Regions from separate parts of the Homo sapiens genome. Here region 1 is linked to region 2. A link is an interaction called in ENCODE POLR2A ChIA-PET data of the cell type or tissue named here. Cell type or tissue: PC-9. All regions are shown on one strand. Links, peaks and the distances in the headings refer to the core of each region. The heading gives the core; the rest is flanking DNA. Region 1 overlaps LRRK1 (leucine rich repeat kinase 1). Region 2 has its middle 17 kb from the start of PCSK6.

The links. ChIA-PET counts read pairs that join two places held together with the same protein. Peaks named below come from ENCODE experiments on the same cell type or tissue, not always from the same donor. Only the 100,000 strongest peaks of a DNase experiment are listed, where the experiment ranks them.
Region 1: POLR2A ChIA-PET joins it to region 2 with 28 read pairs; 1 of 35 experiments calls an interaction of 5 or more read pairs at or near these places.

Annotation. Positions count from the first base shown.
Region 1 is chr15:100,954,713-100,971,908 of GRCh38, forward strand. The region is part of intron 2 of LRRK1 (leucine rich repeat kinase 1); the gene reads left to right. Among named protein-coding and RNA genes, the nearest start is that of LRRK1, 44 kb to the left of the region's middle. RefSeq lists an enhancer at 4,035-4,084. In PC-9, for the core only: no CTCF peak of the experiment used is centred there; a DNase peak (open chromatin) is centred at 13,739.
Region 2 is chr15:101,499,278-101,514,383 of GRCh38, forward strand. No RefSeq gene overlaps it. Among named protein-coding and RNA genes, the nearest start is that of PCSK6, 17 kb to the left of the region's middle. In PC-9, for the core only: no CTCF peak of the experiment used is centred there; a DNase peak (open chromatin) is centred at 6,114.

The sequences.
Region 1 (17,196 bases), core at 10,981-15,980, 540 kb before region 2:
TGTCCAGTTTTTTTCGACACTATTTATTGAAAAGGCCATTCTTCTCCATTGTGCATTTTAGGCACCTTTCTCAAAGATTAGTTATTTGTATATGCATACATTTATTTCTGGACTCTCCATTCTGTTTCACTGGCCTATGTGTCTATTTTAACACATAGACCAATGCATACAATTAGAACCATACTGTTTTGCTTATAATTTGTAACACAGTTTTAAATCAGGAAGTGTGATGCTTCTAGCTATGTTCTTTCTCAAGATTGCTTTGGCTAATTGGGGGTCGTCTGTGGTTCCATACAAATTTTAGGATTTTTTTTTCTATTTTTGTGAAAAATGCCATTGGAATTTTGACAGGAATTGCATTGAGTCTGTGGATCACTTTGAGTAGTATGGACATTTTAACAGTATTAATGCTTCCAATCCATGGAGACAGGATATCTTTCCATTTATTTGTGTCTTTTTCAATTTCTTTCATCAATGTCTTATAGTTTTTAGTGTATAGATCTTTCTGCTTCTTGGTTAAATTTACTCCTAAGTATTTTCTGTAGCTATTGTAAAAGGGATTGTTTTCTTAATTTCTTTTTCTAAAAGCTTATTGTTGGTGTATAGAACTGCAAATGATTTTTTGTATGTTGATTTTGTGTCCTGCAACTTTACTGAATTTATTTATTAGTTCTAGGAGTTTTCTGGTGGAGTCTTTAGGTTTTCTGCATATAAGATCATGTCATCTGCAAACAGAGACCAATTGACTTCTTCTTTTCTTATTTGGATGTCTTTTATTTCTTTTTCTTACCTAATTTCTCTGGCTAGGACTTCTAGTAGAAGTGGCAAGAGTGGGCATACTTGTCTTGTTCCTGATCTTGGAGAAAATGCTTTCAGCTTTTCACCATTAAGTATGATCATAGCTGTAGGCTTGTTTTATATGGCCTTTATGATATTAAAGTACATTCCTGCTATAACCAACTTGTTGAGAATTTTTATTTTGAAAGGATGTTGAATTTTTACTAATGTTTTTTTCTGCATTTATTGAGTTCATTATATGATTTTTATCCTTTATTCTGTTAATGTGGTGTATCGTGTCTGTTGATTTGCATATGCTGAACCATCCTTGCTTCCCAGGCTTAAACTGAACTTCATAATGGTGTATGATTTTTTTAATGTGCTGTTGAAATGAGTTTGCCTGTATCCTCTTGAGGATTTTTGCACCTAAGTTCAGCAGGGATATTGGTCTGTAATTTTCTTTTCTTATGGTGTTTTTATCTGGCTGTGGTAGGAGGTATTGCTAATCTTGTAAAACAAGTTCGAAAGTCTTTATTGTCTTCAATATTTGGAAGAGTTTAGGAAGGACTGGCATTCACTCTTCTTTAAACGTTTGGTAGAATTCACCTGTGAAGCCATCTATCTGATTCTGGGCTTTTTATTGTTAGGAGGTTTTTGATTACTTCCTCAGTCTCTTTACTCATTATTGGCCTGTTCAGATTTTCTATTTCTGTATGACTTATTTTTGATAGGTAGTATGTTTCTAAGAATTTATCCATTTCTTCCAGGTTATCTAATTTGTTTGTGTATAATTGTTATAGTAGTCTCATAATACTTTGTACTTCTATTATACCAATTGTAATGCCCCCTATTTCATTTATAATTGTATTTATTTGAGTTCTCTTTCTTTTTTTTCTTAGTCTAGCTAACGATTTGTCAATTAAAAAAAAAAACTCTTACTTTCGCTTTTCTTTCCTTTTTTTTTTCTTTTTTTTTTTTTTTTTTGAGACAGAATCTCACTCTGTCACCCCCAGGCTGGAGGGCTGGAGTGCAGTGGCACGATCTTGGCTCACTGCAGCCTCCACCTCCCGGGTTCAAGCAACTCTCTGCCTCAGCCTCCTGAGTAGCTGGGATTACAGGCGCCCACAACCACGCCTGGCTAATTTTTGTGTTTTTAGTAGAGACAGGGTTTCACCATCTTGACCAGGCTGGTCTTGAACTCCTGACCCCATGATCTGCACTCCTTGGCCTCCCAAAGTGCTGGGATTGCAGGCGTGAGCCACCATGACCAGCCTGATCTTTTCTATTATCTATTTAGTCTCTATTTCGTTTATTTCTGCTCTAATACTTATTTTCTTTCTTCTAACTTTGGGCTCAGTTTGCTCTTTTTCTAGTTCCTTAAAGTGTAAAGTTAGTTTGTCTAATTAAGATATTTCTTTTTGCTTAATGTAGGCATTTCTGGCTGTCAACTTTCATCTTAGAACTGCTTTTGCTGTATCCCGTAAGTTTTGGTATGTTGTGTTTCCTTTTCGACTTGTCTGAAGATACTTTCTGATTTCCTTTTTGATTTCTTCTATGACCCATTGGTTGTTCAGGAGTATGTGGTTTAATTTCCACATATATGTGGATTTTTCCATTTTCTTCTTGTTATTGACTTCTAGTTTTACACCATTATGATAAGAAAAGAAACTTGATAATATTTCCATCATCTTAAATATGTTAAGACTTGTTTTATGGCCCAACATATGACATTTCTTGGGGAATGTCCCACGTGTGCTTGAGAAAAAATTATATTCTCTCGCTGTTGAAGGCATTGTTCTGCATATGTCTGTTAGGTCTATTTGGTCTATAGTATTATTCAAATTCACTGTTTTCTTATTAATTTTCTGTCTGGATGATCTATCTATTATTGAAAGTAGGGTATTGAAGTCCCCTACTATTATTATATTGCTATATATTTCTCCCTTCAGTTCTGTTAATATTTGCTTTACTTATTTATGTGCTCCAATGTTAGGTACATACATATTTAAAATTAGTACACTCTTTTAATGAATTGACCCCTTTATCATTATATAGTGACCTTCTTTGTCACTTCTGACAGATTTTGACTGAAAGTCTATTCAGTCTGGTATAAGTATCGCCATTCTTTAGCTCTTTTGGTTTCATTTGCATGAAATATCTTTTGTCATTCCTTCACTTTCCATCTATGTGTATGTTTAAAGCAAAAGTGGATCTCTTATAGGTAGCATATTGCTGGTTCTTGGATTTTTTAATCTATTCAGCTACTGTGTGTCTTTTGATTGGAAAAGTCAATCCATTTATATTTAAAGTAGTTACTGACAAGTAAGGACATACTTTTGCCAATTTTTTAATTATTTTCGGATTGTTCTGTAGTTGGCTGTTGTTGTTGTTGCTGAGACGGAGTCTCACTCTGTCACCCTGGCTGGAGTGCAGTGGCGTGATCTCTGCTCACTGCAACCTCCGCCTCCCAGGTTCAAGTGATTCTCCTGCCTCAGCCTCCTGAGTAGCTGGGATTACAGGCAGCCACCACCACACCCAACTAATTTTTGTGTGACAGGGTTTCACCATGTTGGCCAGGCTGGTCTCAAACTCCTGACCGCAAGTGATCTGCCCGCCTTAGCCTCCCAAAGTTCTGGGATTACAGGCATGAACCCCCACACCCAGCCTGTTCTGTAGTTCTTTTGTTCTTTTCTTTCTCTCTTTGTATCTTCCTTTTTAATTTGTTGTTTTTCTGTAGTAGGTTAAGCAGCATTTTTAAATAAGGGAACTATCAGAGTAAACAATTGGGGCCCTTCATTTTGGCACAAACATGTATACTGAATATTTATTGAGCTTCAGCTGTATGCTGGGCAGCATGCAGGAATATGGCTGTTTCCACTGGTATATACTGTCCTGTCTGGAGTTGATGTTTGGGTGTTTTGGATACGTCTGTACCTCTGCTCCCCAGCAAGCCCAGCAAGGGTGCTAAAGCAAGGCTTTTGTCTTCCACTTCTTGGCCTCACTAACATTTGACCCATAGCTAAGTAAATAAGATTCCAATACCCACTGACTTATTCATTTGAATAGGCATGATTCATCCCAGATGGCTAAGGAATAAGATAGAAACCCCAGACTTCACAGTTTTCAGAGAGGGGCCAAATTTCTAACTTAACTTCAAATAACAATAATAGTAGCTAGCATTTATCTAGAGCCTCTCGGGGTCAGGCAGTGTTCTAAGCACTTCTCGTGCTTCCATCCACTTGACCCTCACAATAACCCCTCTGAAGTAGGTGCCACCATCCGAAGTGGAGAGGACGGAAATGTGCAGGGCCTGGAGGTGGGCCCAGGAAGCAGCGCGGGGTCAGCATGGTGGTCACACTTCTCCGTTTCTCTCCCGGGCTCTCTGTGCTCTGGGACTTCCTTCCCTGCCAACGTTTTGCAGTCATGTATTTCTGGGCAGTGTGTATGACTAAGGTCTCAGATACTTTTATGACTTGGAAAGCCCCCACATATTATCTTGAAAGAGTTTACATTTTGACCTGATATGAACCCTACCACTGTTGTGCTGAAGTGACCAGACCTTAGGGAAGGGTTGGAGGGGGATGTGTGGCTGAGTGGCCAAAAGAAAATCATTCTTGGAAAGGAAAATTTAGAAGTGCCTGAAGGCATCATTCTCCTCCTCTTTTGCTGGGAGAATTCTGTACCCCTGTGGCCGTAACTGTAGATGGGCAAAATTATAGACGACCCCCTTACTAATATGCAGAGAGCTCTGGACGGTCAACAAATTGAAGTGGAGAGGCTTTCAGTGATACAGTCTAGATAGGCACCCACGGCAGTGAGTAAGCAGAACCCAGCCTGCGGGCAGCCCTGGGCAGAGCAGGAGGCTGGCAGACCTACTCTGCAGGGGACAGTCCAGGACCCAGGTCAGACCACGTGCAGGCGGAGAAAGGAGAGGCAGCCCGCTGGGAAATTCTGCAAGTCCTTTCTGGGGTGCACCCCTGCGCTAGGCTAGAAGGAGGAGAATTTCGAGAAGCATGGAAAGCGTAAGGGCTCCTTCCAGATAAGGCAGACACAGGAACAAAAGCTAAGGGAAGCTTGGTCCATAGAGGAAATGAGAGTGCAGTCTGGCAGCCTCACAGGCACCTGGAGTAGGGAGGAAGGGGCCAGGCCTCCTGGAAATCACCCCCATTTGTGTGCTCACCGCTTCTCTTTGTGTATGTATTTTTTTATTCATATGCATTGTGCAATATCTTTTATATGTGCCATTTTCTTTTACAAGAAGATGATAATATTCAGACATCTTAAATACTTGCCAAACACCATGCTATGTCAAATAGCACAGCTGGGGCTTGAAACCAAGTCTTCCAATGTACAGAGTTCAGTTCTTCCTGTAACTGCGGGTTTTCACACAGTTCTCAGTAGATGGCATGATTGGAAAACTCTCGGTGCCTCATCCTAAATGTTCCTTTCAGATTGAGACATTTTCTTCCTTTCCTTGCACTCATTTTTGTTGGGAGGAAGTTAAATCCAGTTAGCAAATGTACTTTGTCAACCTGAAAAGCATTTTTTTTAATATAACAATGTTGTTATAGTAGTAATAGAGAAATAACTGGAAAATAGAGAAAAGGGTCTCGAGAAGTTCACCTTGAATTCCGCCACGTAAGAAAAACCAGAGTTATCGTTTTGGGGGCTTCCTCCTTGACAGTTTTCCTGTTTGTGTAGTTCCAGGGTCTGTGCATTATAATTGTCAAAATCACCGTTCTTTGCTCTACTGAACAGTGCTGCAATCAGCATCTACGTTCATATTGCTTTTTTTTTTTTTTTTGCATAGTGCTTTTTAAATGTGTAGAACTATTCTTTTGGAATCAGTTTCCCAGAAGCAACGTGGCAATGTCAAAGGGTGTCCTAATCCTCCAGTATTTATAATCACAATCATCTTCCCCAAAATCGGAGTAGGACTGACTGTGTGTGTGTGTTTATCTTCGAATTGTACCATTTTCTATAGTATTACTGAGTATTAAATAAATGAACTGTCCTATTTATGTGATTTTTAATTTTCCAAAAAGATGGTTCTCCTTTTTTTACCAGGTCAGTTTTTGTCTGTTGGCTCTCCCAAGTCCCTCAAGCATCCCCTTTTGGGTAAAGGGCATGGTTTCTGTTGTGGGTGTTTGAAAGTAAACTCTGGAAATACTGTAGCAGCGCACTTGAGCTCTTTCTGTGTGTCTCAGCAAGCTGTGTCCCCAGGGTCCAGCTCAGCACATAGGAGGTACTAAATATTTGTAGAACGAATGAGCAATAAATAAATGAATTTTTGGAAGAGGAACAAAATCTAGGAAAGAATTCATCTTCATAGCTTTGTATTTCTGTGTTTCTCTTCTTCTACAGCAGAAAATTAATGGAGGGATTGGTTTCCATTTCCTCTCCGTTTTTTCCATCTAATGAGACAGGGTCATCTCATGTTTTCGTTCCCACATTTCTGCCATGCATGTTAGGTGCTGAATAAGAGTCTCATGTTTGGCTGTTGTCTTAGTTCGTTTTCTGTTGCTATAACTGGATGCCAGAGACTGGGTAATTTATAAAGAAAATGAATTTGTTTCTTACAGTTCTGAAAGCTGGGAGGTCTATGGCTGAGGGGCTGCATCTGGTCAGGGCTTCTTGCTGGTGGGGACTGGCTGCAGAGTCCTGAGGTGGTGCCGGGCATCACATGGCAAAGGGCCTGAGTGTGCTGGCTCAGGTCTCTTTTCCTATTCTTATAAAGCCACCAGTCTTATTACAGGGTCCCCACCATAGTGACCTTATCCAATCTTGATTATGTCCCAAAGGCTGCAACTCCTAATACCATTACAATGGGGATTAAGTTTCAACATGAATTTTGGAGGGGACATTAAAACCATAGCAGTTGGTGGCTGGGCGCGGTGGCTCACGCCTGTAATCCCAGCACTTTGGGAGGCCAAGGCGGGCAGATCACGAGGTCAAGCGATCAAGACCATACTGGCCAACATGGTGAAACCCTGTCTCTACTAAAAATACAAAAATTAGCCGGGCATGGTGGTGCGTGCCTGTAATCCCAGCTACTCGGGAGGCTGAGGCAGGAGAATCACTTGAATCTGGGAGGCAGAGGTTGCAGTTAGCCGAGATCGCGCCACCGCACTCCAGCCTAGCAACAGAGTGAGACTCCGTCAAAAAAAAAAAAAAAAACCATAGCAGTTGGGAACACACAACCTAGGAAGCAGAGGATGAGCTTTGATGGCAGGTGCTGGGGGTCCAAATCTCAGCTCTGTTGTTGGGAGCTGGGTGGGGGAAGTTTCTCTAACCACTCAGGGCACTGGTCACCTTGTGGTGAGTGATGATGAGAAGCCTAGCCTTGTATGGGTGTTGGGAGGAAGTCAAATGCACGCAGGACACTTTCTACAGCATCCGGCAGGACTCAATAAATGGCACCAATGACCAATACATGAAACATTATTATAAACCATTTTATTTTATCTTTCAAAATCTGGGACACCTGTGCCAATTTTTGTTCCATGAGACTTCCTTGCTCTCCATCCTTTTTTCTAGAGCAACTGAGTCAAGATTCGGTAGATTGAGAGCAAACAGTTGCTTCAATATAGATAATACCACTGAAGAACTGGTTCACTAAGCCAGGGTGAAACACAGTTAACATTTTGCTGGACATACTTCATCTTTTAATTTTTTTTTCTTAATTTCAGCAGCAATACAAGTTACTGCAAAAAATATATTGAAAAACACAGAAAAATAGAAATATTTTTAAAACTCCAGGCTGGGCATGGTGGCTTATGTCTGTAATCCCAGCACTTTGGGAGGCCAAGGCGGGTGGATCACTTGAGGTCAGGAGTTCGAGACCAGCCTGGCCAATGTGGCGAAACCCTGTCTCCATTAAAAATACAAAAATCGGCTGGGCGTGGTGGCAAACACCTGTAATCCCAGTTACTCGGGAGACTGAAGCATAATAATTTCTTGAACCTGGGAGGCAGAGGTTGTAGTGAGCTGAGATCACAGCACTGCACTCCAGCCTGGGTGACAGAGTGAGACCTTGTCTTAAATAAATAAATAAATAAAATTTTAAAACTCCAGTCATTTCATCTGCTGAAGGGGACGGCTACTGTAATTTTTGTGTGTCCTTTAGATTTTCTTTCTAAACAGAGACAGGGAGAGGGAGGAGAAAAGAGTGTCAGGTTCAGGTTTTACAAACAAAAATAATAGACTGTATGTATTATCTATATTCATAGACTCATTAGGGACCTTTTCTCAAAGGATTTTAATCACAAATAATCAGAGAACCTAGAATAAATTATTTCATTTTGCATATATATATATATATATATATATATATATTTTTTTTTTTTTTTTTGAGATGGAGTTTCACTCTTATTGCCCAGGCTGGGGTGCAATGGCGCAATCTCGGCTCACCACAACCTCTACCTCCCGAGTTCAAGCAATTCTCCTGCCTCAGCCTCCTGAGTAACTGCGATTACAGGCATGCACCACCATGCCTGGCTAATTTTGTATTTTTAGTAGAGATGGGGTTTCGCCATGTTAGCCAGGCTGGTCTTGAACTCCCGACCTCAGGTAATCTGCCGGCCTCGGCCTCCCAAAGTGCTGGGATTACAGGCATGAGCCACCACGCCCAGCCCATTTTGCGTACTTTTAAATGGTGTCCATCTGTGTTCTGTGTTTTTCCTGTGGTTTGTCACGGCCTCTGTCCTATGTTCTACTTTTAGCTTGATAGCTGGTAAGCATTTTTTCACCCTTCTCCTTAGTCTTCATTGTCATAGGTTCTGATGGCCGCATCCGAGCCCCTTATTCTGAAGCACCAGCAGGTATTAACTTAGAAAGCCGAGTAGCAGCGACTCTGTGGGCCCCAGCGTCAGGATGCTTCCCCTCCGGCTGCTCGTTGCCAGCGCTGTTGTTCTGTGAACCTGTGTCACTGTCTTGGCCTTGTTCCTCTGTAAAATGGCAGCAGAGTCACCTCCTTCCTAGCGCTGCTGTAGACGTTAAGTGACGTGAGTCCAGTCCCCAGGCCTGTGCTGGCCCTTGGGCACCACCCTGCTCTACACCACTCCCTAATCCTTGGCCTGGGCCGCTTGTCTGCAGAGTTGCTCTTACCTCGGCTGTGGCAGGGACCTCTGCAGAAGTCCTGGCTCGGGAGTAGTCTTTTAGTGTGCACCGTGTCATTTCTGTAGGGAAATGCCTAGAAGAGAAAACCGTGGGAGAACAGGCCGACTTCCCGCTTTTGTTATGTAGTACTGCCCTCCCGCTTTCTGAAATGACCATCCGGTTGGCAAGGCCTCCCACGATGGCCAATGGACCAGAGGATGCACCCATTTCCCCACACTCATGACAGCAAGGAATGTTATAAGCCTTTCAATGTTTTACTGTGTCAGGTGGACATAACATAGCATCTTGTGATTAATTATATTTTTATTACTAAAGCAAATAGCACTTTTCCATGCAATTTTCCCCCAGGAGACCAACCTGTCTATATGTATAACCATCCATCTCCCTCTTATTAACAAAAATTCCTAGTGATTTGGTGAGTATATCCACAAAATGGTAATCTATGCCGTGAAGCATTTCTGCAGTGAGAAATGCTAGCCTCTGGGCCAGAACTGTTAGTGAGAGCCCGCAGAGCCCGGCCCTGGCTTTTGCTTTCCTGTCTGATGCGGGTGGAGGGCCTGGGTGATGGGTGCAATGGCCCTGAGCACCCACCATCTGGAGAGGAATTATCACCGCAGATCACCCCGGGGCTGGGTGACCCTCCCTCCTCTGCACACCCCCAACCTCCACATCTTTCCCAAAGACGTCAAGGGTTGGATTTCACCGTAATATGACCCAGAGATGTAAACGGCTGCTGATGCTGAAACGCTAGAGTGATATCTGGTGAAAAAAGAAGCATCCTTCCAGTGGAAGGCTGGCAAAGCTAGGGCAACAGAGGGCGAGCCCCCAAAGTGCCAGGAGGGTGTCACCTCCCGGGAAGGCCAGCCCCGTTTCCCTGGTGCTTTGGCCACATGGGGACTCAGTGGCACAGGAAGGTCGTTAAACAACTATGACCAGGTCAGTAGCATCCTGAAGTTTACTTTTGTTTGTTCTGCAATGAGCTGTGGGCTGGTAGATCATTTTCACTTTTTGCTGCTCTATTGACGGAGGCAAATGCAATAAAATAAAGTCATGGATATGCAAATCAAACGGCAGTGTCTTTTCTAAGATTTACAGAGGATGTCACACACTTCAGATTGACCAAAAACATTTGCCTTTTATTCTAAGTGTTTTCCTTGGTGGGGAGAAGAGAAATACACACACACACACGTGCACACGCATGCGCGCACACACACATGAGGCCAACATTTAGAACTTACATAATTAAAGCCATTTTTTTCATTTCATTTTCTCTATTTTCCTAGATTTGTAGGGAAAAAAAACAGTACAAAGAGAATTTTATTCCAATGATTGGGACAGGAGTGATGACTTAACAATTATTGCTCTGGAACAAAATGTAAGACTGTCTCCTTGGAACATAAGGACAGACAGAACCAGGGATGGACAGACTGGGGCGGTGTCTTTCAAGGTGTACCTGCAGAACAGTGAGCTGCCTGCCGTCAGAGACACGGTTGTCACAGCCAGCATTACTCTGTCATATTCATGGAATTCTGTTTTATTACTCTTTCAGAATACTGAAAAAGAAAAATAATTTCTGTTAGTTTTTCTGTAATTAGAATAATTTGTTTTTTCTGAAACATGAGTTATGGAAATGATGTTTAAAGACTGAGTTATTGGCAGCTAAAATCACTTCTTCTTGAAATGGCTGACTGTGAAACACACAGTATCACTGAAGGTATTTCTTTAAAAATAGTATGTTAAATTGAAAGCAATTATCAAGAACTAAATGGTGTTCAGGTCCTACAGGTTTTTAAATATTTTATGTTTTTTCTAACCAAATGCTTCTTTATGTAGGAACTTTAACTTACCATCCATGGCCGGCACATTGAAATACCAGCATACAGTGAAGACTAACACTTATCAACAACCAGAAATATGTTCACTTACAAGCTCAGAGCTTATTGTAAATGTTTCTTGTCATCTTGAATGGCTGCACATGTGCTGACTCCATAACCCTAGCTATTCACTGCATTTATAATTTCATTTTCCCTAACCAGTTCCTACTTCTAACCACTGCCTTTAAAAATCAAACTAGCAACACCAACCAAACCTGAAAAAAAAAATCTCCCTGGTGCTATTCATTTATCCTTCTCCTCCTTTACTTCGTTAAATACTTCATTGGAATGTATTAGCTTTACATTAAAAGCAAGTAAGATGCCTGAAAATTTGGAAATTTTCATCACCATATATGAAAATAATGACATAAATTATAATTTAGAGAACCAAAAGGATTTTCTAAAATTTGAAACTGCATTATAGCAATGTTCTACTATTATTTTCCTACTAGCTCTAGCTACTTATTTGGGACATTAATGTGTTATTGAAATAGAATGTTTGCTCCATTTTATTTTTTAATATGAATTTGAAATCTTTATGAGGAAAATATTTAGAACTGAGATATTTTACTGTATAAAAGAATATAATTATGGATAATAGTTGATGAATAAGCACAAGTAACTGAATAATCTCAAATAGTATAAATGTGTTTCCTACATTTTAAGTTTAAATCAAAAGTTACCAATTCTCAAATACAAAACAATAGTATTTTGGAGAAAAAAATGACTAAATAAGTATTATCTCTAGGAAAAGGTGCAGAAGTTCTAAATTTTGATGAAGCCTAATTTAACAATTTTTCCTTTCCTGGTTATTGTTTTCTGTGGCGGTGAGGAGGGGCTTTTGCCTTTATATTTATTTCTGAACTATTTAATTTTTTTTCAGTGAGAATGTGTTCTTTCATTACTTTTGTAGTGTCTGTAAAGTTTTGAATGAAGCAGTCATATATTCCCATCACGCAGGTCTTGGGAAATAAAGAAGAAAAATCTTTTCTAGTTCTGTCATGAAGTCCCCCATGGCCCATGCCTAATACTCACTATGGTCAAAGCATTTGGGTCTTTTTTCTTTCAATTTAAATAAAGGTTAACCATTCTCTGTATAATTTCAGGAAATTAAATGAGATTGGCAGATTAAATTAAATGCATACGCATTAACTGGTGCCTTTTCCTAATGTCCTTCCAACAACTTGATTGGACCAGACCCTCAGCCCACAGGGTCGGTGAGAGTGGATATGGTGTCACCCTGCAACTTAAGAAAGTCAGAGTCGAAACAGATAAACACCACAACATTTTTATAATGTAAAGAAAACTGAGCAGGTTCTAGATTCTTATTACATCATTTACTCCACACACAAGGCATGATTGAAAAATCAAGTTAAATCACCCTTGTAATCTCATGGGCACCTTATGGCCTACATATGCCCTAAGTTCCACCTTCAAAATGTCCCTTAACTTGGGCTTAAAGGTTTAGCTGTTTGTATGTATGTTCCTAACATGGACAGAAGAGGCTACTTCATACCTGCTTGTGCATTCACACATACACATACCTGCACATGTCTTTTACTGGATAAGCGGGTATTTGTTTAATTCTGAGAGACAAGCAATGACATAATTAAGTGCCCCCATCTGAGGGATGACAGCAGTTGATTCTATTCCTTCTGGGCCCTGCTAATGGCCTTTCTCCCTCTGGCCTGCTCTCACATGTCCCAGGGGCTCTGCCTGTAAATAATTAATGGTGACTGTTAATGTGTGTTGGGAAGTGAAGCTGCCTTATTCACACGTATAACCGCTTACACACCAAGCCTTTTCCCGATTCCTCTTTTCAAAAGCACACAGCCAAGACACAATAATCTCCACTCAGACACAGCAATTCTGTGTTGGCATCTCAGGAATGATACAGATTGTGTGTGATGGTCATCCATTTACTTGGATTTTCAGGACGATTGCCTTTGAAATGGAGCAAGTCATGGCTTAGCGTGAGTTGTAAAGACCCTGGATTGGTATTAGGGGCTTTGCTCCGTAAGCAGCTTGCCTTTTTTCTTTCTGCAGAGCAGGATTTTTCCTGGGAGCAGGATTTTCCAAAGGGAGCTCTTTGGTGGCAAGAGCTCATACCTTGTGTCATATGGCAAGCCATGCATTTGGAGTATAGACATTAGGACTCATATTTTCTCCCAACATTTTGTTATGAAAAATTTCAAACATACACTAAAGTAGAAAGAATTGAACCATCTATATTCATATACCTACCACTCAGATCACACCATTAACACTTTCCAAAATTTCTCTCTTGCCTTTCTATCCAACCATCCACTCATTTTTAATGCATTTCAAAGCATATTGCAAACATCTGTACACTTCACTCTTAAATACTGTAGCATGCATAGTATGGACTAAGGTTCAATATTGTTTGTAGTTTTTTTAGGTAAAATATATATAAAGTAAGATGCACATATCTTAAATGGACTGCTTGATAAGTTTTGACAAATACAGCAACTGTGTAATGAAAACTCCAGTGAGATATAGAACCACCAAACTGATGTCCTTGTGCCCCATCCACAGGAAAACTCACTGTCTACCATATGGCCACGATCCACCCTTCTGATTTTTTTTCACTATATCTTAGAACAGCATATAAATGGAATCATTTTTGTACAAGGTTTCTTTCACTCAGCATTATTTTTTTTGAGATTGCTATCAGTCTTTCCATAGATCAATCGGTCCTTCCTTTTTATTGTTGAGTAGTTACTGTACCACGGTTTGTTTATTCATTCTCCTGTGGATGGACACTTGGGCTATTTACAGTTTGGAAATATGAATAAGGCTGCTGTGAATATTGTTGGATACATTTCTGGACATATTTCTCTTGGTTAGATAAGAATGGAATTTATGGGTCACAGGGTAGGTATACATGTAGTTTTATAAGAAACCACCAGACCTGTTTCCAAAGTGATTGGACCATTTTGCACTCTAGCCAGTAAGGTATGAACATTCTGGTTGCTCCATGTCCTCACCAAGTAGTGTTGGCCTTACAGTTTTAGCCATTCTGGTGAGAGCATAGTGGTATCTCATTGTGGTTTTAATTTGCATTTCCCTGATGACTAATGACATTGAGCTTTTTGAATATTTTTTTGCTGTTTAAATCTTTGCCCTCTCTCTTTCTTTCTTCCTTTTCTTTTTCTTTCTTTCTTTCTTTTTCTTTCTTTCTTTCTTTCTTTCCTTCCTTCCTTCCTTCCTTCCTTCCTCCCTTCCCTTCCCTTCCCTTTTCCTTTCTTTCTTTCCTTCCTTCCCTTCCCCTTTCCTTCCCCTTTCCTTCCCCTTCCCCTTCCCCTTCCCCTTCCCTTCCTTTCCCTTCCCTTCCTTCTGTTTTGTTTTTTTGAGACAGGGTCTTGTTCTGTCACCCAGGCCAGTGGAGTGCAGTGGTGTAGTCACAGCTCATTGAAGCCTTGACCTCCTGGGCTCAAGCCATCCTCCTACATCTCAGCTTCCTGAGTAGCTGGGACTACAGGTGTGCACCACCATGCCCGGCTAATTTTTAAAATGTTTTGTAGAGACAGGGTCTACTTGTTTCCCAGACTGGTCTCAAACTCCTAGGCTCAATGGATACACCCACCTTGGCCTTCCAAATTGCTGGGATTACAGGTGTGAGCCACCAGGTCCAGCCTGCTCATTTTCAATTGGATTGTTTGTCTTTTTATTATGGAGTTATACGAGTTTTTATATTCTAGATACCATTTATTTTCAGATATGTTTTGAAAATACGTTATTGTAGTCTATAATTTGCCTATTTAACTTTAAATGGGGTCTTTTGAGGGGCAGAAGTTTTAAATTTTGATGAAGCCTAATTTAGCAATTTTTCCTTTCCTGGTTATTGTTTTCTGTGTCCCATGTAAGAAAGTAAGTAAAGACTTACTCTCAAGTCATGAAGATAATCTCCGCTATGTTTTCCTAGAAGCTTCATAGTTTTAGCCTTTATGTTTAGGTCCATGATTCATCTCAGTTATTTTTTCTTTTTTTTCAAGTTTTTTTTTCAAGTTCAGGGGTACATGAGCAGGATGTGCTTGTTTGTTACATAGGTAAACATGTGCCATGGGGATTTACTGCACAGATCATCCCATCAGCCAGGTATTAAGCCCAGCATCCATTAGCTATTCTTCCTTATGCTCTTTCCCCACCCTCCCTCACCACAGGTGCCCAGTGTGTGTTGTTCCCCTCTTGTTTCCATGTATTCTCATTGGTCAGCTCCCACTTATAAGTGAGAACATGTGGTATTTGGTTTTCTGTTCCTGTGTTAGCTTGCTGAGGATAATGGCTTCCAACTCCATCCATGTCCCTGCAAAGTGATAATCTTATTCCTTTTTATGGCTGCATAGTATTCTATGGTGTATATATGTATCATATTTTCTCTGCTTTTTTCTTCTTTTTTTTTTGAGACAGAGTTTTGCTCTTGTTGACTAGGCTGAAGTGCAGTGGTGCTACCTCAGCTCACTGCAACCTCTGCCTCCCAGGTTCAAGCGATTCTCCTGCCTCAGCCTTCATAATAGCTGAGATTACAGGTGCCCACCACCACGCTGGGCTAATTTTTTGTATTTTTAGTAGAGACGGGGTTTCACCATGTTGGCCTGGCTGGTCTCGTACTCCTGGCCTCAGGTGATCCACCTGCCTTGGCCTCCCAAAGTGCTGGGATTATAGGCATGGGCCACCGCATGAGCCACCGCACCCAGCCACCACATTTTCTTTATCCGGTCCATCACTGATGGGCATTTGGGTTGATTCCATGACTTTGCTATTGTAAATAGTGCTGTAATGAACATGTGTGTGCCATCTCAAGATGATATTTGTATATGGTGAGAAGTAGGGGTCAGGGCTGCTTTTTATTAAATGAGGGTGTCCAGTTGTTCCAGCACTTTTTACTGAAAAGACTTTGCTTTTCCCATTGTACTGCTTTGGCTCCCTTGTCAAAAATCAATTGAATGTACAAGCACAGGTCTATTTTTCAACCCTCTGTTCTGTCCCTTGGAGCCATTTGTCTATACCAGTACCATACTGTCTTGATTACTATAGCTTTGTAGTTTGTTTTTTGGAAGGATAATGGCTTCCAACTCCATCCTTTCCAAGTCTTGAAATCAGGTAGTGTACATTCTCCAACTCTCTTCTTTTTCAAGATTGCTTTGGCTATTCTAGGTCTTTCAAATTTCCATATAAATTTAAGAATCAGACTGTCAATTTCTATCCCGCAAAAATGACCCTATTGGAATCATAGTTGGGATTATTGAATCTATAGATAAAATCAAAGAGAATTAACATCTTAACAGTACTGATTCTTCCAATCCTTGAAGATGGATGTCTTCCCACTTATTTAGGTCTTGTTCAATTTCTCTCAGCAATGTTTTATGTTTTCAGCGTACAGATCTTGCCCATCTTTTGTTACATTTTTTTCTAAGAATGTAATTTTATACTATCATAAACTATTTTTTCAATTTTTCAATGTTAACTGCTATTATGTGATTCATTTTTGTGAGGTGTATGTTTGTGAGCCAACCGTGCTATGCATTTACATTTAAAAAGAAAAACAAGGCCAGGCGCAGCGGCTCACGCCTGTAATCCCAGCACTCTGTGAGGCTGAGGTGGGTGGATCACTTGAGGTCGAGAGTTTGAGACCAGCCTGGCCAACATGGTGAAACCCCATCTCTACTAAAAATACAAAAATTAGCTGGACTTGGTGGCGTGCACCTGTAATCCCAGCTACTCAGGAGGTTGAGGCATGAGAATCACTTGAACCCGGGAGGTGGAGATTGCAGTGAGCCGAGATCGCGCCACTGCACACCAGCCTTGGAAGCAGAGTGAAACTGTGTCTCAAAAAAAAAAAAAAAGAAAAGAAAAAGAAAAAGAAAAAAGAAGAAGAAAATCAATCCAAAGCCTGTCTTATTCATCCTTTCAGAGAGGCAGCACAAAGATGGGTTGGGTTTAGCTTGAGAGCTGGGAGACCAAACTTCTGTCCCAGTTTGCCTCTACTGGCTGCGTGAACTTGGCCAAGGATGATAGTGTTGAAGTCAAAATAAAAATGTAGAGGTGAATTTTTATTTTTATTTTTTATTTGTACACATTTGTGGGGTGTATGTGACATTTTGTTATGTGTATATAGTATGTGGTGATCCAGTCAGGGCATTTAGGGTGTCCATCACCTGAATACAGTACATTTTTGTTAACTATAGTCACCCTACTCTGCTATCAAACATTGAATTTATTCCTTCTTACTGTATGCTTGTACCCTTTAACCCACTTCTGTTCGTCCTCCCTGCTCCGACACTCACCCTTCTCAGTCTCTGTTAGCTGTTTTTCCCATTTTTCCAGTCTTTGCCTCCATGGGATCAAATTTTTAGCTCCCACAAATAAGTGAGAACATGGAATGTTTGTCTTTTTGTGCCTGCTT
Region 2 (15,106 bases), core at 4,014-9,013:
GTTCCCTGCACCCCCATCTAAAACAGCTCCCTGCACCCCCATTTCTCACTGGCAAGATGAAGCCTCAGACCTGGCAATCTCGCTCCACCCCTATTTAAACAAGGCAGAACCTCTGATCTGGAATGTTCCCACTGCAGCCTCTCCCAGAGCCTTGGGAAGGAGTTGGCTAATACAATGCTGGGTGGCAGGGCTGTGCCAGCAGTGCAGTGATTTTTAAAATATGTGTTAGAGCCCTGGGTTTTTCCTATAAATGAGATGGTCGGCCATCATCCTAAATGTCACTCCCTCACTATTAGGCCACAGTGATGTTCCTAAAAGAGTCAACAGTAAAGACCTGTTTGTAGGTATCTAGGAGCCGGCAGCAGACCCTGGGGACACAGGACCAAACGTAGGGAGGTTTCAACTCTGGATCTCCATCGATTCTGAGCACCTCGGTGACCGGGGTGGGCTTCAGGCTTCCTGAGCTGGGGCTACAGGAGTGCAAAGGGGTTTTATGATGAGTCCATGTATTAAATGAAATAAGGGCCCACAGAAAAGAGAAGGCTGGGACCGCAGGTGTCCAAGAAGCAAGGCACAGAGGCAAGCAGGTTCCTTCCCACACGCAGCTGAGGTCCACTCAAAAGGTGATCCTGAAGAAATTATGCTAGAATCAGCAGAGTGGGCCTCGGCTGAGTGTGGAATCCAGCCCACTACTTGCTGGCTGTGTGACCCTGGACCAGGCACCTACCCTCCTATGCTTCCGTTTTCTCTGCTGCAGAAGAGGCTGCCAATGATGCCTTCCCTTAGGGAGTGAGCCAGGCCGTAATTCAAGGCTAGGCAGCACCTGGCAGCTGGCATGCTGGCAGCAGACCTCCTGACACACGTGCCCTTGGTTTGGCAGATGCTGGCAAGGGTTGTGGTGACAGCGGACACGTGAACCACGACAGCTGGAAGGGAACAGTGGAGGGGAGGGCACTATGCTGAGTCACATTTAGACCTCACTAAAACCGAAGTGGTTCCTGTTAACTTGCTTTGGTCTATGTGGTGGATTTAGGGCTTCCAAAAATCCTCTTAAGGCTTTTTATATCCTCCTCACTATTTATAGTCTAAACTCCCCCAAATCCCCAACCCAGACAAAATCATTCCTGCTATGTTTTCTTTCGATGCCAAGCTCACCAGCAGCAGAGAACATAGCTGCATGACATGGGGCCCGATAGGCTGCTCATGCCTGTGCCCCTCCCTCCAGGAGTGAGACTTGGGAAATCCTTTACCCTCTGCAGGTTCTGTGTTTATCCTTTGCAGGGTCACCTGCCACAATGTCCAACTCCTGCCACCCACAGGAACTCCAGCAATGCTACTGATTCCCACCATCCAATATTGTGATTTTTCAAAGGTTGAAAATTTGATAAGCAAACAACACATATGTGGCCCAAATAATTTTGCATCTGGGTCTTTTCATCTGGACTGAGGCCAATGCCCTTATTCTTCTTCCTTCTCCTTCGGAGCCCTTTCTCCCTCCATCCTGTAAAAGTAATCTTTCATTAGAAATCAGCAAAGTGGAACAGTATACTCCCTCCTGAGCATGTACCAGTCACAGGTCACAGGTGATCACCACTGTCAAGAAGAAAGTCTAATTCAGTCCTCACCTTTGATAGACGGGAAGTCTGGAACCTTCTTAGTCACGGCCTCTCAGGCAGAAGATAACAGAAGACTTGCCACAGTGCATGGCAGGGCCACAAGACAGCAGGAGGGGAAGTGACACTCAAGTCCTGTCTCCTGGAATAGGCAGGGGATGGTCCAAGTGAAGTGGGATTGCTCAGGCAGGAGGAGAAGAGGCAGAGGGGCACTGTGGCTAGGGAAGAGGCTCCAGCCCTGACCACCTGGGTTCTCATCCCAGCTCGGCCACCTCCCAGCTGCCTGACCTCAGATGAGTCCATTGACCTCTCTGGGCCTCAGTTTTCCCAGCTGAGCATAAAATGGGCATATTTGTGTCCACCTTAAATGAATTAGTGTACAGTGCCTGGACCTGGGCCTGGCACTCAGACAGCATTATGTGAGAGCTGTTCTCATCAGGCCAGAGGTTTAGCAATACCTCATTGCTACTTGTAAACATGCCTGGTTCTGGAAGTGTCTGTGTGGGTGTGTCTGAGTTAACACAGACATGCCCCAGGCTGGCCAACCCCACAGGCCGGACTTGTATCTCCCCCAGCAGAGACCCCCAGGCCAGCCTCTCCTCTCCCTCCACAGCCCAGACCTAGAAGGACTGCACAGCCTGGGGACCTCAGCTCCTTCCCCTACGTGCCTGGTGAAAGGAGGGAAACAGGCAGTGAAGAAAGAAGGAGCAGAGGAGGAGACAAAAACTCACCTCTCCTGAACCCTCTGTAAGGCTTTTGCATGCATTCGTGTCTGAGCTCCTAAAGTCCGTGTCCTGTTTTACAAACAAGAAAGCCCCGATCCTCCGAGGGAGCCAGGGCTTTGCCTGAGGTCTTGTCAGGTGAACAGTTAGGGTTCTGGAATGGGTGGCTGTGAAGGCACAAGGCAAAGGCAGAGGGAGGAGCCTGGGCAGCCACCCGGCCCCATCTCTTCCTGCCACGCCGTGAGGGCATCCTCAGATAAGGACCCAGGCACAAGAACCTTGACGGGAGGGGAGAAGGACACCCCGGCTGGCCCATCCCCACGGGTCGGTAGAAACAGGAGACAGGCCCGAGGACTCCCTGGTGACCAGGGACCATCTGTGGCATCCCCCTCCAGGACTGTGCCCCGGGGAGAACCGCTCACTGGGGATCAGCAGGCTGCACTGTTGCCCCCTGGAGGATGCAGAAGGAGAGAGACACGGTGCCCGGACTCGGCAGCCCCATGATCCCAAGCTGGGAACCCCCCGGGCAGGCTTCAGACTCCTTTACTGTCTGCCTGTCACCCCCAGGCCCCTCCTGCCAGGGGGAGCTCAAGGGAGTGAGTCCCCCTGGTGGCGGGGAAGCCCGTCCTTTGGGATGGAAAAGCCCGAGGCCGCCCCAGCTCCCTGGCCACCATCGTGCAAAGGCAGCAAGGCGGACAGTCAAAGGACGTGCATCCTGCAGGGGCTTGATCCTTTTGATGCCTACTGATGAGGGGCAAGTCACTGTCTATGAAGGGTCTACAATGTCCCCAAATTCTGCCCCTAATGTCGCTTTAGAAGTCAAGCCTATCCCTGCTAGTGGCATTTAGGAGCTGAATTATATCTTCTTTTAAAAAAGAAAAAAAAAGGCTTCTCTCCAGAGAAGTATTCAGATGCCCATGAGCTCTGCCATCCAATATGAATATTCCCTTAAAAATGAAAATTATGGCGCACTTAAAAAGGAGCATGTTATGTCAGCACCGGGGATAAGACAATTTATTACTGTCTACAAAAGGAAGGCTCTAATGCCGTGGTAGAGGCTGGCTCAGCGGGCTGTAAATTATGAGCCATTCTCTGGCTGGTGGAAATAAATCCTCTTGTCACTCACTGTGCTCTCCCCTTGACAGGCCAGCAGGCCGCCGGGAGCAGGCAGAGTCAGGAATTCCATGTCCGTGACCTGAGAGCCGCACCACTCCACCTCCTGGGCCTCACTCCGCCCTATACACGCGCACACTTAATGACATCTCTGATCATGTCTTCAGGACGCATACCCTCTTTGACTTGAAAAAGTAACAACTGTTTGTGGCCTTCTCACAGGCCGAAAAGAACAAGCGGGGTCCAGTGGAGAAAGGTGAGGCATGGGAAGGCCTGGCCCGAGCACTGTGACTTCAGCGAGGCACCCTCCACCCCTCTCAGCTTTCCTGGTCTGAAAGTAGAATTTCGCCAGAGGGTGAGCCGACAGGTAGAGCTGTTTCCACCTGCGTGTGCTGCCTGTGAGCTGGGGAACTGCCCACACTGGGAGGGGTTGGGAAGCGTAGGAGGGCACCTGTCGCAGACGTTGAGGAGGGGCTGCCTTTCCCCTCCAGGGGCTGACCTCCCAGGTGATTCCCAGAGCCAGACCACAATTCCAGAATTCAGTGAAAACAGCGCCAAATCCTATTCCCTCCCGATCCCACCCTGATCCCTGCCTCTGGTAAACCGGTAAGTCTTGTTTTCCCCACCACCACCTCCCACTCACCACCTTCCTAAAGCGATCTGTGCCATCAGCCCCTACTGTGAGTACAGCCCTCTAAGCCACTCAGAGGGACTTCCTTTGGAAGCTCACTGTCGGAGACATCCTGCATGCATCCAGGTAGAGACATCATGAACAAAGAATACGGGCCGGGCACGGTGGCTCATGCCTGTAATCACAGCACTTTGGGAGGCTGAGACGGGCAGATCATGAGGTCAGGAGATCGAGACCATCCTGGCTAACACAGTGAAACCCCGTCTCTACTAAAAATACAAAAAAATTAGTCGGGCGTGGTGGCGGGCGCCTGTAGTCCCAGCTACTCGGGAGGCTGAGGCAGGAGAATGGCGTGAACCTGGGAGGCGGAGTTCCCAGTGAGACTCACCCAGTTCTCAGTGAGCTGAGATCGCGCCACTGCACTCCAGCCTGGGTGACAGAGCAAGACTCCGTCTCAAAAAAAAAAAAAAAAGTATGTATACTTGCTAGGCAGTAAGTATGATTAAATGTGTCTGCTGTGTAAGAACTTGGGATTAAATGTTTCCAAAGAATGGTTGAGGAATCAGCTGGTATGATTGCCAAATAAATACTAGATGCCCAGTTAAATTTGAATTTCAGATAAACAATGAAAACACTTTTGGTTTAAGCGTACCTCACACAAAAGTTGGGATACACTTGCACTCATAAAATTATTTTTTATTTATCTGAAATTCAAATTTACCTGAGTGTCTGTCCTGTATTATTATTTGCTAAATCTGGCAACTCTGGGTGGGCAGGAGGGTCAAATGCTCAAGCTGGGACTGGCTAGGGAAATGCATCCTTAATATTTTAAAAAGAAGTGGCAGGCACAGGTTTTGGTTGAAAAAATACAGAACATTTTCTCTTGGGGCCTGGAATCATGGCAACTTAAACCATTAAAAGTATCCTACTGATCTCAAATACAGCCCATTAGGCCTCCAGGAAGATTAAAACAACAAAATAAATAAAAGTGACAAAAGAGACAGAGGGGAGAGAGATCAAGAACTAAATGGAACATCTGATATTCATGGAAGCTGTGATAGTTCCGAAACTGCACATTCGAGAAGTTTTGCCAGCTGGTATTTCAGGAAGGGTTTGGGGGAATGGGGGAAGAGCCCTTCTGCTGGCCCATCTCTCTTCTCGTCCCAGCCTCAATCCGCTCCAAGACAGGAAGAGCAAAGGCGAGAAGGAGCCACGCCCCAGGACCGATGAGGGCTAGCAGGAATATCACATCACCCACACCATTAGTTAGGTATGCCTGGTCTTCCCCGCTCAGCTTTCTTCCCTCCTCCCGTGGTCAACCCCAGACACCTCAGCAAAATGGACAGCCATCCAAGCCAGAGGCACCCCCTCCAAGCAATTCTCATTCATTCTACTTCATCATTTTCTTTAGCATCTTATTTGTCCTTGAATTTTCTATTTTACCTTTCCTCCACTTTCTAGTTATTTTCCCCCTCCCCCAAAAATGTTTTCTGGTGGTCAGTAAGACACTTGCTCTCTCTGGAAGAACAGTGAAATCCCTGATGAGACCCAGTGTGAATTCACAGTGTCGTCATGTCTGTCCTGTGAGATTAGGCACCCATGAACCTTCCCAGCTTTGTGTGGATCGAGCAGGTAAGAACAGAACAACCATTTGCTGCTCCCAGTGCCCACGGTGAGATACACTTCAGAGGTGACAAATGGATCGTGCGGCAGCTCAGACCCCAGGCGGGAGGCCACGGGGACACCCACCACTCTTGGCACCGAGGGCTCCGCACGGTGGAGAAGATGTCGACAACCCTGTCTTCTAGGTTCAAACATCATGTCATGGAGGTAAAGGGAGAAGGCGTGAGGTTAAGGGCCTGCGAATCTGGCTTATCCAAGAACCTATTAACTGTAGTTCAATATTTACCAGCCCTTCTGAAGACATGTAGAAGAATGACAATGTTCAGACTATCAGTGTCAAGATTGTAAGGAGTCTGCCTGAGTCATGGGTTAAATGGTGCCCATGAATATTTTATTGAACTGTTTCCTAATTGTTTACAAGCTGGACATTTTTGTCAGCCATACACAGCAGTGTTGTGTGCTACCCAGAAGTTCTGACTCATCAACACTTTGTCGGGTTAGCAGAGAGCAGGCTGCACTTGCCATCTCGAACCCAGAGTTCTTTCTGTGCTGTATTATTTTGAGATTTGGTCCAGAGAAAAATGATGGATCAAGGCAGAAAAGCAGGTAACGGGCTGTCCCCAGATGCGCACATTAAAAGGCAAAGAGCTATCGAAATGTCACAAACTTTCGTTACAGCCCATCATTGGAGAGCTTTTCCAGCCGAGAGCATCCACCTTGACATCCTCCCCTCCCCAGCTCCATCAGGCACGAAGAGGCTCCTGCTGACAGACATTAGGGACACGAAGCAAACTGACACAGTGGATTAATCCTGGTGTCTGGGGAGCAGTTAGGACGTGTCATGTCAATAGGTGTCTGGGCACCTTTTAGACCAGGCCTTAATGGCCCAGCCTGGCCCTAATCGTCCCTCACATGCCACGGTTCTGCTCTTTCATCTTTGCTGTGTGTGTCCCATGAAGTCTCATTTTAAACAAGGCAGCAAGGCACAGTGACCACCGCAGAAATCCACTTCCCTCGAGGCCTTGCCACAGATGCCAGCAGCGCCACCAGCCCCCATCCCCAAAGGAAAACACAACCAAACAGTCATTAAAACGAAGAAAACCACGACCATGGTAAATTTGTCAGTGTTGGCGGAGAAGATAATGATACTGAAAATAGCCTGAAACTCTTTGTCAGATGGCTTGCATTTTTGGTCACAGGAGAACGTTTTCTATGTGACACGTGTAAGTGACCTGTGGGACCTTGTCATCAGTGAGGTCAGAGCACTCACTGATGCTGAAATTTGGGGGGTTCCCCAGGCTGCCCTCATCGTTCTTGCAACATGGCTGCCAGGGTAGTCGGTGTGAAGGATGGGGTAGGCTCACCCTGGATGTGAAGGATGGGGTAGGCTCACTCGGAGTGTGAAGGATGGGGTAGGCTCACCCTGGGTGTGAAGGCATGGGGTAGGCTCACCCTGGGTGTGAAGGATGGGGTAGGCTCACCCTGGATGTGAAGGATGGGGTAGGCTCACCCTGGGTGTGAAGGATGGGGTAGGCTCACCCTGGGTGTGAAGGCGTGGGGTAGGCTCACCCTGGGTGTGAAGGATGGGGTAGGCTCACCCTGGGTGTTTGCACCTGCGTCCTTGCTGCTTCCAGGTCCCTGGGACATGGCCTGTGGTCTGCACTGCTTGGGTGGTCCGTGGAACGTTTTGCTCACAATGTTCATAAGAAGTAATACAAAATAGTATCCTTCTCCCGCAAGGGTAGGGCCGGGAGAACTGGGAGAACAAGAGGCTATTGGCACCTGCCAGGTGGAAAGCAGGTGGACAACTCAACAGAGGGTCTGTCTGTTGGCACCCAGCGGTGTCGAACTGGTTATGTAAAAGAGAAAGAAAAAGGATACTAAGTCTCTTGAATGAAACTGGGCCCCATCACACGACTCTCTCATAAGCCCAGCACAGCTCACCAGGGCCTCTCTTGACCAGAGGCTTCTGCAGAATTCCATCAGAATGGAGGCTCACACCTGCCAGTTGGCTCTATGGCTAAAGGTCATAATAATAGAACATCTCTTATACCTGATATTTTTTAGATCTTCTGAATCACATTTTACAAAAACAACTTAGCAATTTTGATTCAAAATTCAGATGCTTTATTTTTCTTGTAATTTTCCTGCACACACACACACATACACAGCCATCAAACTAATACTTCACACACACACACGCACACTGCCATCACACTAATACAACACACACACACACACGCACACTGCCATCAAACTAATACTTCATATCCACTGTAAGCTTATCTTTAATTTTGGGGCTGAATTTTGGGGCTGGAAGTACTAATGAGGAAGGGACTGTTCCCACCCTCTGGCAAGGCCACCATTCTGGAACCTGATGACAAATGCATGACAGATGCTGAATATCCTCCTGTCTTGATTGCCTAAAGACTTGCTTTTCACTATCAGCATGTTTTCATATCTGGTTTTCAGAACATAAATGTATTCACAATTCAACATTTTAGTTTATTCATTTAAAGCATTAAAAATGTTTCTCAGAGTATGCATGGTCGAGAAGGGCATATTATTAAAGCAAAAATCATCCACTCCATTCCCTTGTCCTACCCATAGTCCCAGAGACCACCACCTTTCAGCGTTTCTGCATTTTGTGTTCCTAGTGGCTAGCATCCTCAGTCTACATGGCATCCTGACATCTCTATGTCTATATTCAACTCAGGCTCTGTTGACGCCTTGCCATGAAACACAAGGCTTTAGCTGACTTACACTACATCTTCCCCTAAATTTTCACAGTTACATTGTTATTTTTAGTTTTCTGTTGTTTGCCTTTCCAACTTGCAATCTCTTATCTATCACTTCTTGTTCTATTGTTTTCAGATAATAGATCAGTTTCTCTTAGCCATACCTTAACTTTTATACTGTCAGAGTTGATCATTTTATATACTGTCTTATAAACATAAGGTTTTCATGTTTTGTCCACCAGTTGATTCTAAAAATATATTAAAAAAATAAACACTGTGTACATAATTATGACTTTGTAAATATTGTTCCTTCAAAGTCAATCAGTATGTTAGGATTTTATTTATTTTTCTCTAGGTCCAGTATCATTAACCATAAGTGACATGAAAGGTTAATTATTAAATTCATGTCACATCTTTATTTCCTTTATATTTAGACACAGACATAAATCTCCTAAATAGCTTTTTGTTTTTCTTGGGATTTTAAGTTGCACTACTTGTGTTTTTGTCAGATCCTCAGAATTACCAAACCTCTTAATCATACTGTTTCTTGAAGCTTTTTGCTGGACTATATTTTGCAGTAATAGAAAGGAAAGGGTGCTTTGGAGGCAAATTCTCTGAGTACTTGTAAAACTAAAACTCCTGCTCACGTGCTTAACGATTTTCTACGTATGGAATTCTGGGTTTTAAATCATATTTCCCAGAATTTTTTTTCTTCTTAGTATTCAATGTTCCTGACAAGATGTCTGAGGTCAGTATTATTTTTGGTCTTTTGAGAATGACTTTTCTTGTTTCCTGGAAGCTTTTAGGAATTTCTCTTTATGTTCAACGTTCTAAAATATCTTGAGTCTGTGTCAGGGCATAAGTCTTTTGTTCTTTATTCTACTTGGAACTTGGAGCATCTTTTAGTCTAGAGATAATTATCTTTCTTCATTTCTGGAAAACTTTGTTCTATCATGTCTCTATTCTTTTAATTTTAATAAAGTGTACATTTATATAATTTAAAAAATTAAACAGTTCTATAAATCTGCAAGTGATATTAGCAGTTCTCCTCCCACTCTCTGGAAGCCATGACTTTCAATGCTTTTAGTTTTGTTGTATTTGCCTCCAAATTTCTAAATAGCAGGTTTAAATTCCTGTTTATTAATATTTTTAGTTTTAAATATAGTATGCTTACTTCAGGCAATGGACAATAAGGGTTTAGCTTTCTACTCTACTCCCACACCCTTAAATATATTTCTTTTCCATCCCATTCCTCTAATAGAGTGGCACAATTATAGGGCAAATCATATTTAGCATTTATTTTATTAGGCCCATGGAAATACGATTTGAGGCTGTAGCTATATGCATTCTAATTTCCTTTATTTTCTGATATGGTTTTCGTTTTCACTGGAGTCAACCTTTATCCCATTTGTTTGGTTTCACTATGTACCTATCACAAATCCATCTCCAAATTCCTCAACAGAAAAAAGTCTCCTTCCTGAGAAAAAAAAAAAAGCAGGAACAATTTTTAAAAGTTGAGACATTGCATTCTGAAAACGCCCAGTAGTCTTTATTCTAGCCCAAGAGCACGTTACTACTTTGGCTGAGGATATAGAATTCTAATTTGGAAATCATTTTCAATAAGAATGTTGAAGGCCTTGCTCTATTATTTAGTGTTCACCATTGCCGTAGAGATGCCTAACGCAGAACTAATTCTAGACCTTTGTATGCGACTTGTTCTTTCTTTCAAAGAGCATTAGTACCTTCTCTTTGTTCCCAATGTTTCGAAACTTCGTGTGAATGTGCTTTGTGTGGCTTTGTTTTCATTCATTGTGCTGAGCACTTGGTGAACCTCTCAGCCTAGAAATTGATGTCTTTGGGATCCAGGAACTTTTTCTTGAATTGTTTCTTTGGTGAATTGCTCCCTTCCATTTTTTTTCTCTGTGTTTGAAAGCCCTGTTATTTAAGATGTATTTCCTGTTTAGTCTAATTTTCTTGCTTTTTAGCTTATATTTTCCATTTCTTTGTTGTAATCATTTTTATTACTTGGAAATTTCCTCAAGTTTCTATGTTTCTACTAAATTTTTCTTTTCTGCTTTTGGATTTTAAAATTCCAAAATCATTTTTGTTTTCTAAATGTCCCTTTCTACAACAATACTCCCCTTTTCAGCCTCACTGATGTATACTAATATGTTACTCTCCACATTTAACTCCCCACAAAACTTTGCTAAGTTTTGACATATTATATATATGTATATTTATATATTCCCATAAAACCATCCCTATAATCAGTGTAAGCATATTCATCATCCCCCAAAGTTTTCTTATGTGTTTTCATAATCCCTCTCACATCTTCTTCCCCACCCCATCCCCCACCATCCTATCCTCAAATAACCACTGATTTGCTTTCTTTCATTGCAGATTAGTTTGCATTTTCTAGACTTTATATAAATGGAATCATATACTATGTACTCTTTATTATTTGACTTCTTTCACTGTGCCTAATAAGTTTGAAATTATCCATGCTCTACATATCAACATTTCATTCCTTTTTATTCCTACATGATATTTCACTGTATATTGTGTATACCACGATTTGTTTAATCCATTCACTTGTTGATTGGCATTTGAGTTGTTTCCAGTTTTAGACTATTACACATAAAGCTGCCATGAACATTTGTTCACAAGAGCTTGTGTGGACATATGTTTTCATTTCTCTTGGGTAAATACCAAGAGTACAACGGTTATAGCCTATGATAGGTGTGTGTTTGACTTTTTAAGAAATTGCCTATGTTAATTATCTAATGCTACATAAGCAATTATCCCCAAAACTCCCCAGCTTAAAATAACACACATGCATTATCTCAGAATTTCTGTGGTTCAGGAATCCAGGCATAGTTTAGCTTAGTACCGTTAAGGCATTAGGCAGCCCTGAGGTTTGATCTGAAGACTCAACTGAGCAGAGATCTACTTTCAAAGTCACTCATGTGGTTGTTGGCAGGATTGAGTTCCTTGAGGGTTGCTGGGCTGAGAGCCCTAGTTCTTTCTGTCTGTTGGCTGGAGACATCCCTCAGTTCCTTTCCATGTAGGCCTCTCCAATACGGTGACTTGCTTCGTGAAAGCTAGGAGGAGAGAGTCTGTTAACAAGACAGAAGTCACAGTCTTTTGTAACCTAGACATGGAAGTGCCATCCCTTCAATGTTGTTGTATTACATTGGTTAGGAGAAAGTTACTCACGGAGAGGGGTTACACAAAGCCATGAATACTAGGCACTGGGGTCATTGGGAGTCAAGTCAGAAGACACCTCCCACACTGCCAACAGTTCCCCAAAGTGGTTGCATCATTTACACTCCCGCCAGAAGCTTTCCAGATTTCCAGTTGCTCTTATCCTCACTGACATTTTGAGTCATCAGACTATTTAATTTTAATCATTCTAAAAAGTGCATAGTGGTATCTAATAGGGATTTTAGCTTGCATTTCCCTAATGACGAATGATATTGAACATATTTTTATGTGCTTATTTTTTTTTTCTGTAACCTCCGCCTCCTGGATTCAAGCAATTCTCATGCCTCAGTCCCCCTGAGTAGCTGAGACTACAGGCACGCACCACCACACCTGGCTAATTTTTATATTTTTAGTAGTAGAGATGGGGTTTTGCCATGTTGGCCAGGCTGGCTCAAACTCCTGGGCTCAAGTGATCTGCCCACCTCTGCTTCCCAAAGTGTTGGGATTACAGGCGTGAGCCATAGCGCCTGGCCTGAATATTTTCTTTGGTGGTCTGTTTAAAGCCTTTGCCCATTAAAAAAAAAAAAAAAAAATATATATATATATATATATATATATACACATATATATATTTATATATATATACACATATATATGTGTGTGTGTGTGTATATATATATATATATAGGTGGGCTGGGCACAGTGGCTCAGGCCTGTAATCCCAGCACTTTGGAAGGTCAAGATGGGAGGATCGTTTGGGCCCAGGAGTTGGAGACCCAGACTGAGCAACAGAGTGAGACCCCATCTCTACTAAAAATAAAAAATTAGCCAGGTGTCATGGTGCATGCCTGTGGTCCCAGCTACTCCAGGGGCTGAGGTGGGAGGATCCCTTGAGCCTGAGAGATTGAGGCTGCAATGAGCTGAGATTGCACTACTGCATCCCAGCCTGAGTGACAAAGCAAGACCCAGTCTCAAATAAATAAATAAATAAATAAATAAATAAATAAGTAAACAAATAAATAAAATGGGTGGGTTGATTATTATCACATTTTGAAACTGCTTTATATATTCTGGATCCAAGCCTTTATCAGATATGAATTTGCAAATACTTTCTCCAAGTCTGTGCCTTGTATATTCTTTCAACAACATCTTTTGAAGAAAAGTTAAGAACTTTTCTTCAAAAAAAAAAAAAAAACCAGAAAAGTTTAAAAGTTTAACATTAACGCAGTGCAAACTATCAGGTTTTTTCTTGTCTGAATTGTGCTTTCAATGCCACAGCTGAGAAATCTTTGCCTGACTCAAGCTCACAAAAATTTTCTCTGTTTTCTTCATCTAGAAGATTTGCGGTTTTATATTTAGATCTATGATCCAATATGAACCAACAATCAAGGTTCATTATTTTTTCACGTGTGTGTATCCACTGTTTCTATGAAGTTTGTTGAATTTTTCCCTTTGAATAACCTTGGCACCTTTGTCAAAAATCAGTTGCCCTTATAGGCATGAATTTATGTCTGGACTCTACTCTCTGCCATTAATCTGCTTGTTTGTCTTCACGCCAGGAACCAAATTGCTTAATTACTGGAGCTGTATAGTAAGTTTTAAAATTGGGTAGGGAAAGTCCTCACATTTGTTCTTTTCTTCCAAAATATGTTTGGCTATACTAGGTCCTTTGCACTTCCGTATAAATTTCAGAAATAGCTTATCAATTTCTACAAAACACTCTGCTGGGATTTTGATTATTTTGATGCTAAATGTATACATCAGCTTGGGGAGAAGTATCATCGTAATAATATTGAGTCTTCTGATTCATGAACATGGCATGTCTCTCCATTGATTTAGATCTTCTTTAATTTCTTTCTGCAATGTTTTGTTGTTTCTAGTGGAAAGGTCTTATGCACCTTTGGTTAGATTTTCCCCTAAGTATTTTGTATTTTTCATGCTATTGTAAATGGTATTATTTTTAAAAATTTCAATTTTTAATTATTAATTGCTAATGTATAGAAACGCATTTGAGTTTCTGCTGTGTGCTAATCTTATATCTTACAAACTTGTTGTACTTACTTCTTAGTTCTAGTAGTTTATTTTGTAGGTTCTCTCAGGATTTTCTACATAGACGATCATGTCTGCAAATGAAGACAGTTTTTCTTCTTTATTTCCATTTGGATACAACTTTTCTTCCTTTTTCCCATCTATCTTTTTCTTGCTTTATTTAATGGTCTAGAACTTTCAGGACAAGGCTGAATAAAAGAAGCACAGAAGCTTCTATTCACACAGAAGAAGACACCCTAGTGTGCTTCTAATCTTAGAAGAAAAGCATTCAAGTTTTTTTTTCATTCAAAAGATCATTTTTATTAGAGGTACAAAGTCGTAATCATAAAAGAAATCTTGTGAGGGAGTGGTGACTTTATTTGATACAACACAATGTACTGAAACATGGTTGCTGCTTTTCCTTTTTTAAAAAAATAGACTTATTTTTTAGGAAGTTTTTGGTTCACAGACAAAATTGAGCAGAAAATATAGAGACTACCCATATACCTGCCCCCACACCACACACAGTCTCCTCCATTATCAACAGCCCCCACCATGGTGGTACATTTGTCACAATCCATGAACCTGCATTGACACATCATTATCACCGAAAGTCCATAGTTTACATTAGGATTCACCCCTGTACATTCTGTGGGCTTAGACATGTGTATGATGACGTGTATCTATCATTATAAAATCATACAGAGTAGCTTCACCATCCTAAAAATCCTCTTTTCTCATATTCGTCCCTCTCTCCCCGAACTGCTGGCAACCACTGATCTTTTTGACGGTCTCCATAGTTTTGCTTTTTCCAGAATGTCATATATTTAGAATCATACAGTATGCAGCTTTTCCAGATCGTCTTCTTTCACTTGGTAACATGCATCCAAGTTTCCTTCGGTCAGGTGTGGTGGCTTGCATCTGTCATCCCAGCTACTCAGGAGGTTGAGGCAGGAGAGTCACATGAGACCAGGAGTTTGAGACCAGGCCAGGCAACATAGCAAGACCCCATTTCTAAATAAATAAATAAATAAATAAATAAATAAATAAGATTAGCTGGGCATGGCGGCCCGTGTCTGTAGTTGCAACTACTCAGGAGGCCGAGGTGGGAGGACTGCTTGAGCTTAGGAATTCAAGGCTGCAAAAAGCCATGATTGCACCACTGCACTCCAGTGGGGTGACAGAGTGAGACGCTGTCAAAAAAAAAAAAAAAAAAAAAAGAGGTTCTGATAGCTTGGTAACTCATTTCTTTTTAGTGCTGAATAATATTCCATTGTATAATGTACCACAGTTTATTTGTCCATTCACCTACCGAGGGACGTCTTGGTTGCTTCTAACTTGGGAATTATGAATAAAGCCGCTATGAACTTGTGCACAGGTTTTTATATCAGCATAAGTATTTTCAGCTCATTTGAGTACCTGCCCAGAAGTGAA